Linked DNA regions of Homo sapiens: region 2 is linked to region 1. The links are chromatin contacts, found by Hi-C or POLR2A ChIA-PET in ENCODE. All regions are on one chromosome and are shown on one strand. Each heading gives the region's core, a stretch centred on a gene start or an enhancer-like site at or near the end of the contact. The rest is flanking DNA. Distances are from core to core; before and after follow the strand shown.

What was found. A loop is a pair of places that touch in the nucleus more often than their neighbours do. ChIA-PET counts read pairs that join two places held with the same protein, here RNA polymerase II (POLR2A). Pooled maps may share reads with other maps.
Region 2: a pooled map shows a loop between it and region 1 (7-fold over the local background). The contact joins the enhancer-like site here to the promoter of TIAM2 in region 1. A Hi-C loop is called at or near these places in 3 of 168 maps with a recorded cell type or tissue (IMR-90, adrenal gland and ascending aorta) and 9 of 50 pooled maps. POLR2A ChIA-PET finds 5 or more read pairs at or near these places in 3 of 52 experiments (Caco-2, WTC11 and activated T-cell).

The regions. Positions count from the first base shown.
Region 1 is chr6:154,993,815-154,997,191 of GRCh38, reverse strand. TIAM2 (TIAM Rac1 associated GEF 2) reads right to left here and starts at 1,877. Exons shown (of 27, transcript NM_012454.4): 1 at 1,700-1,877. RefSeq lists enhancers at 770-1,375, 1,376-1,983 and silencers at 1,620-1,699, 1,790-1,929.
Region 2 is chr6:155,152,508-155,155,884 of GRCh38, reverse strand. All of the region lies in intron 7 of TIAM2 (TIAM Rac1 associated GEF 2), which reads right to left. Among named protein-coding and RNA genes, the nearest start is that of CLDN20, 110 kb to the left of the region's middle. Within about 2 kb of position 1,509, at least 7 of the 41 ENCODE cell types and tissues checked have a DNase peak (open chromatin) inside an H3K27ac peak, as active enhancers do.

The DNA of each region.
Region 1 (3,377 bases), core at 628-3,127:
AGGAGTAAGAACAGTGTAAGCAGAATTTCATTCATTCCAAACAATGGTCTGGAAATAACAACTTCTGAGTAGCTTGGTGTGTCTAGAGCAGGCAGTGTGCAAGCGGGGGAGAGCCAGGAGGCCTGGGGAAAGTCAGTAGATGGAACTGGAAAGGCAGGCAGGTGCCACATTATGAAGCATCTTAGTATGGTATGTGAAGGTGTTGAAAGCTGATTCTGAGGTCATTAGGGGCGTGTTTTGCCACAGTAAATAATAAACTCTTCTTCAGTTATACCTTGCCATGTTCTTTTACATTTACCCAACACAAAAACCTCTGACACCCTAAAGCAACAAGTTTTATTTTCCTATAAAGTGAGCAGGTAAAATCCGGTGGAACAAAAGTTTGCTTACAAAACTGCACCAATCATGATACTATATTTTTAAAACATAACAATCTTAAGCACATCAGGAAATACTTCTAAGAGTGTATACACACAAGTTCTACTGGTTAAGCCCAAATTATAAAACCATGGACACTTTTTTATCCAGAGCCTAGGACTGAAACATTTATAGCATATGATCCGCACCTGTACGAAACTTGGTAAGATTTTAGAGACACTCTGGCTTAAATCTATTGGAAAGAGAACTGGAGATAGCCGGTGTTGTCTGTTAAAATAAGGTGGTCAGCATCATTTGGGGAGCAAAAGGTAGAATGTGTGAATAACCATGAGAAGAGAATCCCAGGCCCTTCATCGCATAGTAAATAAAGGTCTCACCATTACCCAAGGAGGCTGAGGAGTGTCACCAAGTGGCCTCTTGCCTGAATTCTGCAGAGAAAAGCAGGAAAACCTCCCCCTGAATGAAATTATCTTTGGAATCAAGCAGCCTTCTCCCTCTTTAAATAAAGTTAACCTATTTGTCTATTTTAAAAAAACGGCATGCAAGCTCATCAATATTAAATTTCGCCGCTCCTTAAAGATAGAAATACCTCGTGCAATGTTACTCCCAGACCTTTCCAGCGGCTGTCAGCAACGAATGGCTGGAAGAATGGACTCTTTTCTTTCTGAACTGTTTTTGGTAAATAGGATCCATTAGGGGCACAACGTGTCGGCTTTCACAGAAACTTGGCACCTCAGCCCCCCCAGGAGCCGCGCCCGTCCGGGATGGCTCCCGCGCTCGGAAAGGCCGGAGGGGCTGAGCAGGGACCGCACGGTCTACACTCGCTGAGCCGACCGCCTGGGATCCTGCTTCGCCGCAGCGCCTTTCTGAGGCTCCGAGGTCGCCGGGCGGGCGTGGGCGCAGCGGGCGCTCCCCTCCGGGCACCCACGGCTCGGCTTTGGGCGAGAACCTCGGTATCAGGAGGCCGGGGCGCCGCCTCCTCCCATCCGGGATGGGACCGGGGCTGAAAGTGGGTCCTGGCGTGTCGCGCAGCGCGAGGGGACCAGGGGACCTAGTTTCAGAGCCTTCTGGAAAGTGCTTCGTCCCCCGTGCCAGGCTGTGCCCGGACGCTGCCGCCCTCCGGGGAGAGGGTGCCAGGCCGCGCCCCGCAGCCGCGACCTTCCGCGGGACTCCCAGGAAAGCGGGGGCAGAGAGGGGCGGCCAACAAAGGGGAAGGGAGGGGACCGCCGGCCGCGCGCCGCCCCGCCCGCAGGGGACCTGGAGCCGCCGCCAACCAGCGCGGGTCGTCGCCCTCCTGCGCCCTCACCCGGGCGCCCCTTACCTCGGGTCGCGCGCCGGGCTCGGTGGGGCCGGTCGCGCGCCGCCCTCCGCTACCCTCGGCGCGTGGCCCTCGCGGGAACGCCGGGAGGAGTTGGAGAAGTTCTGGGGGTCACTTTGTTCTCCACTTGGACGCGCGCTGTGCGCCTGCGGCGGCCGCGGCCACAGTTACGGTTACCGCTGCCCCAGCCCCGCGCGCAGCGCCTGCCAGGCCCGAGCCGCGACCGCACCTCCCGCCCCGCCCCGCCCCGGACACGCCCCAGCCCCGCCCAGCGTCAGGCCCAGGACCCCCGCGCCAGCTCCCGGCTGGTCCCGGACCATGTCCCTCGCGCTTTCTTTGGAACAACACAAATAAAACAATTCAAGAAACATCGAGCACGCGCTCACTGTGAGCTGGGGGCTCTGCCCGCTACCGGGGATGCGATGCGCCAGTGCGACCCCGTCCCTTCCCCAAGGAATTTAAAGACGGCTCTTCCCGGGTCCCACCGAGGAAAGGCACGCAAAACTGAGGTCAGCGGCCGCAGAGACTTTCCATCTCCTTCCCCTTCTGAGAGGAGATGGCTTCGCAGCGGAGATGGCAATCGAGTCGGCACTCCAAGACCCAGTCGAATTGGGACTTTCCAGGTGGAGAAGCTGCGATTTTTATTATTATTTTTTCAGACTGAGTTTCGCTCTTGTTGCCCAGGCTGGAGTGCAATGGCGTGATCTCGGCTCACCGCAACCTCCGCCTCCTGGGTTGAAGCGATTCTCCTGCCTCAGCCTCCCGAGTAGCTGGGACTACAGGCACGCGCCACCACGCCCGGCTAATTTTGTATTTTTAGTAGAGATGGGGGTTTCATCATGTTAGTCAGGCTGGTCTCGAACTCCCGACCTCAGGTGATCCACCCGCCTCGGCCTCCCAAAGTGCTGGGCTTACAGGCGTGAGCCACCGCACTGGGCCAAAGCTGCGATTTTTATTAGAAAAGCCTGAGTGGCCCAGTGGGCCCAGATGCTGGGAAGGGCGAGGGAGCTAAGGAGACCCAGGAATGAAAGCTGCCTGGAATCACTCTCCTCGCCTTGAAAAAGGCTGCACCCTGGAGAGGAGAGGGAAGGGAAGGTAGATGCAGGCCATGTGTTAGGGTGGGTCCTACGAGAAGCAGCGCCCACTCAGGACTAGATGCGGAGGGTTTTCTTGGGGGAAATGGCCGTGGAACTAAATGAGGAGGGAGCCGTGAGAGCTGGAGAGGGCCGGACCTTCTGCAAATCAGAGCCCAAGTGAAGGAGGGAGGGAAGCACCCATCCCGGCCTCCCTGCAGTCTAAGAAAAGCTCAGCAAGATCATCCGTGAGCCCTTCAGCCAAAATTACGCATCATGGGGATCCCGATTCTCCCCGGAACCTGCCTGCCTTCGTGTCCATGCCGCCACCAGTCCTTGGCTGGGAGCGGCCAGGTGGGAAGGGTGGCGTTGGGCACAATCCCAGTGCTGGAGTTCAGAGCACAGCAGCCAGGGCCCTGGTCAGTTAGGTGCAGTGCGTGAATACGACCCAGTCTCCGTAACGGGAGATCCGTGGAGAACTGTGAGTCAAAAAGACAAATGAAATCAGCTTTCCCACAACACACCCAGTATCAAAAGGAAGCCTCCAGGCTTTGCGGGGATCGGACAGACCTGCTCTCCACCCTCAACCACCACAGGCTCTGTACACA
Region 2 (3,377 bases), core at 260-2,759, 160 kb before region 1:
CTTCTTTGAGTCTCCAGTCTGTGCACATTTGCCTGACCCAGAGTATGCACCGAACAAACGCTCATTTAACTAAACCAAACATTCTTATTCTCCTAACAAAAACATTTCCAGGCTGGGAGCGGTGGCTCATGCCTGTAATCCCAACACTTTGGGAGGCCAAGGCGGGCAGATTGCCTGAAGTCAGGAGTTCGAGACCAGCCTGGCCAACATGGCAAAACCCCGTCTCTACAAAAAATACAAAAATTTGCCGGGTGTGGTGGCGTACGCCTGTAATCCCAGCTACCCAGGAGGCTAAGGCAGGAGAATCACTGGAACCCTGGAGGCAGAGGCTACAGTGAGCCGAGATCACACCACTGCATTCCAGCCTGGGCGACAGAGAAAGACTCCGTTTCAAAAAAATAGAAAATAAAAACACTTCCAGCTGGGCACACTGGCTCACACCTGTAATCCCAGCACTTTGGGAGGCTGAGGCAGGCGGATCAGTTGAGGTCAGGAGTTTGAGACCAGCATGGCCAATCCCATCTCTACTAAAATACAAAAATTACCAGGACGTAGTGGCACATGCCTGTAATCGCAGCTGCCTGGGAGGCTGAGGGACGAGAATCACTTGAACTCAGGAGGCAGAGGTTGCAGTGAGCCAAGACCATGCCACTGCACTCCAGCCTGGGCAACACAGCAAGACTCTGCCTTAAAAAATAAAAAATAACACTTTCACCATCTCCCTATTGCCTGCCTTAAAAAATAAAAAATAAAAAATAACACTTTCACCATCTCCCTATTGCCTATTGAATAAAGTTCACATCTTCACCCACCACCTCCACAATCTGACTTTATCTCCCTCAAATCCCCTCACAAATATGCTACACTCCAGTGGTTTGTTCCTCAAACTGCTTCCCCCTGTACACATCCAGAAATACACCACAGTATCCTCGTATTTTCCTCAAAGCCTTGTTCTCATTGTTCTCTTCACCAGTTGCCAATTGTCCAAACGCAATCCGTCCTCTTTATGATTTTAAAACTGTATTTAAGTAAATATTTAAACTGAAGCCCACATTTCATAAAACCCAGAGCAGTCTGAACCCTACCAGCAAGTGCTTCCTCCTTCCCCACAGCAACCCCTGGTAGTCCAACCACCTCCTCCCTCCCCAGCCTAATTAACCACAGAAGCAGGCCTGTCTACCCTGGAAATCGCACATAATGAGGCAGGATGGGGGATGCCATCTGGGAGAATGCCAAGACTGCCTAAGGGTGGTGAGGTTTTGTCCTTGTTTACTTGTTTGAAATAATAAGCAGAAAGGCAAATAAAGTACTAACTGGACTTAATTTACAACTCTTCCTCCCTGGGAACTTCAAAGGCGATCTGGCGTGTGGATGGCGGTGTGATCTGGTCCACATTGGACATGCTCAAATGAAAGCTGCATCATCCTGCCCCAGAAACACCCAAGAGGCCCAGGACACGGCCAGAGCATGTCACCACTGACCGTATGTAGCTCAGCCGGTATGTTACAACTGCGATAGTGCCTTTTTATTTCAAAAAGGATCTTCTCCACCCACGTACTTCGAAGAAAACCTGTTCCAGAGAATTTCTGTTGCATGATGTCACCTACATTGCACATTCTATTTTTAGGCTAGAAATGACTACATCTGAGGTTTTCAGGGAAAACCGCTGGGGAGGAAGCTACATAAATAAATGTATATTTATTGAGGTTTTAAAATGCTAAGTGGATAAAGCACTGCTCTTTTACAGATATTTTTAAAAGGAAGTTTAGAGAAAGCTAAATGCTTAGGGAATATTTTGGAGACCCTGTCCTGATTGGTCTTGATCTGTAAATACCTTTGCCTTTGTGGCTTCACATTACATTTTTTTGTCAAATATCTCATAAAAGCAATTTTAAGCAAGTACTTGTTCCTGCTTAATGCTTCCCAGTCTTTGTGTCTGAAGGTAAAAAGTAAACAGCTCTTGGCCAGGTATAGTGGTTTCACGCCTGTAATCCCACCAGTTTGGGAGGTCGAGGCAGGCAGATCACCTGAGGTCAGGAGTTTGAGAACAGCCTGGTCAACATGGTGAAACCCCATCTCTACTAAAAATACAAAAATTAGCTGGGCGTAGTGGTGGGTGCCTGTAATCCCAGCTACTCGGGAGGTTGAGGCAGGAGAATTGCTTGAATCCAGCAGGTGGAGGTTGCAGTGAGCTGAGATTGCGCCACTACCCTCCAGCCTGGGTGACAGAGCAAGACTCTGTCAAAAAAAAAAAAAAAAAAAAGCGTAAACAGCTCCTTTACAACCTGCTGACAAAGGATGCAAGGACAGCGGGCACAGCAAACATAACTCAGGCTACACACTACAAAGCCCTTCAGGAACATGTGACTAAATCATAACCTCAAAGAGTGCAATACGGTGAGGAGAATACTTCCAGGTAGAATTTCTTTTTTTTTTCTTTTTCAGAAATAGGGTCTTGCTGTGTTGCCCCACCTGATCTTGAGCTCCTGGCCTCAAATGAACCTCCAGCCTCAGCCTCCCAAAGTACTGGGATTACAGGTGTGAGTCACCGTGCCTGGACAAGAATTTCTAAAATCAATCCCAATTGTCTGTTACCAGAAACTCACAAGACTAACATGAGAAAGGGAGTGCATGTACGGCAGGGGTTGGGAGAAGGGTGTAGGGGAGAAGGGAGTGTGGGGAGGACACAGGAAGGGGTTAGGGCCTGGGCTATGGGGAGGGGAGAACCAAAAATGAAAAATTAGTAGCATTAGAAAGGTGCACTTAAAATAACTAAAGTGATGATTCTGTCAAAGAATGGATAATGGACCACAAGTGATAATTACCCTCATTCTTTAAAACAGTTTCTCTTCAGGCCACCTGACCATCCAGACCCCTGGATTTATGTAAGGGTTTATGTTCAAGTAACCTCCCCTCTTAATCAGAGAATAGCACCAACTATGATGTCATCAATTAAACATTTACAAACTATGGACAAGGGAATACAATTACATTTAATGCAAATTTAAATTTTTAAAAAAATGTCTGCTTAGACTCCTTGTGGCCACAGAGAAACCCCCACCCACCACCACCACACACACACAACAGGCCAGGAGCCTCTCAGTGTTGCCAAATGTCCCTTTTCTCTCCCTAGCCCTAAACATCTGACCCTACCCAAAGACCTGAAAACTCCAAGCTGGGCATCCCTTCGACTACGATTATGGTCAGGATGAGATTTTTGACTGGGGTGCTCTGAACACTCTGAGACACTCGGATCCACAAGTCTCATCTCAGGATAGACAGGCTGTGGCTGCCGGATCCTGGAAAATCAGCACCATGGATGAGACATGGTACAAAGAAAACTCTGGGATAACCGTGTCTCCTTCAGGCTCTTTGAT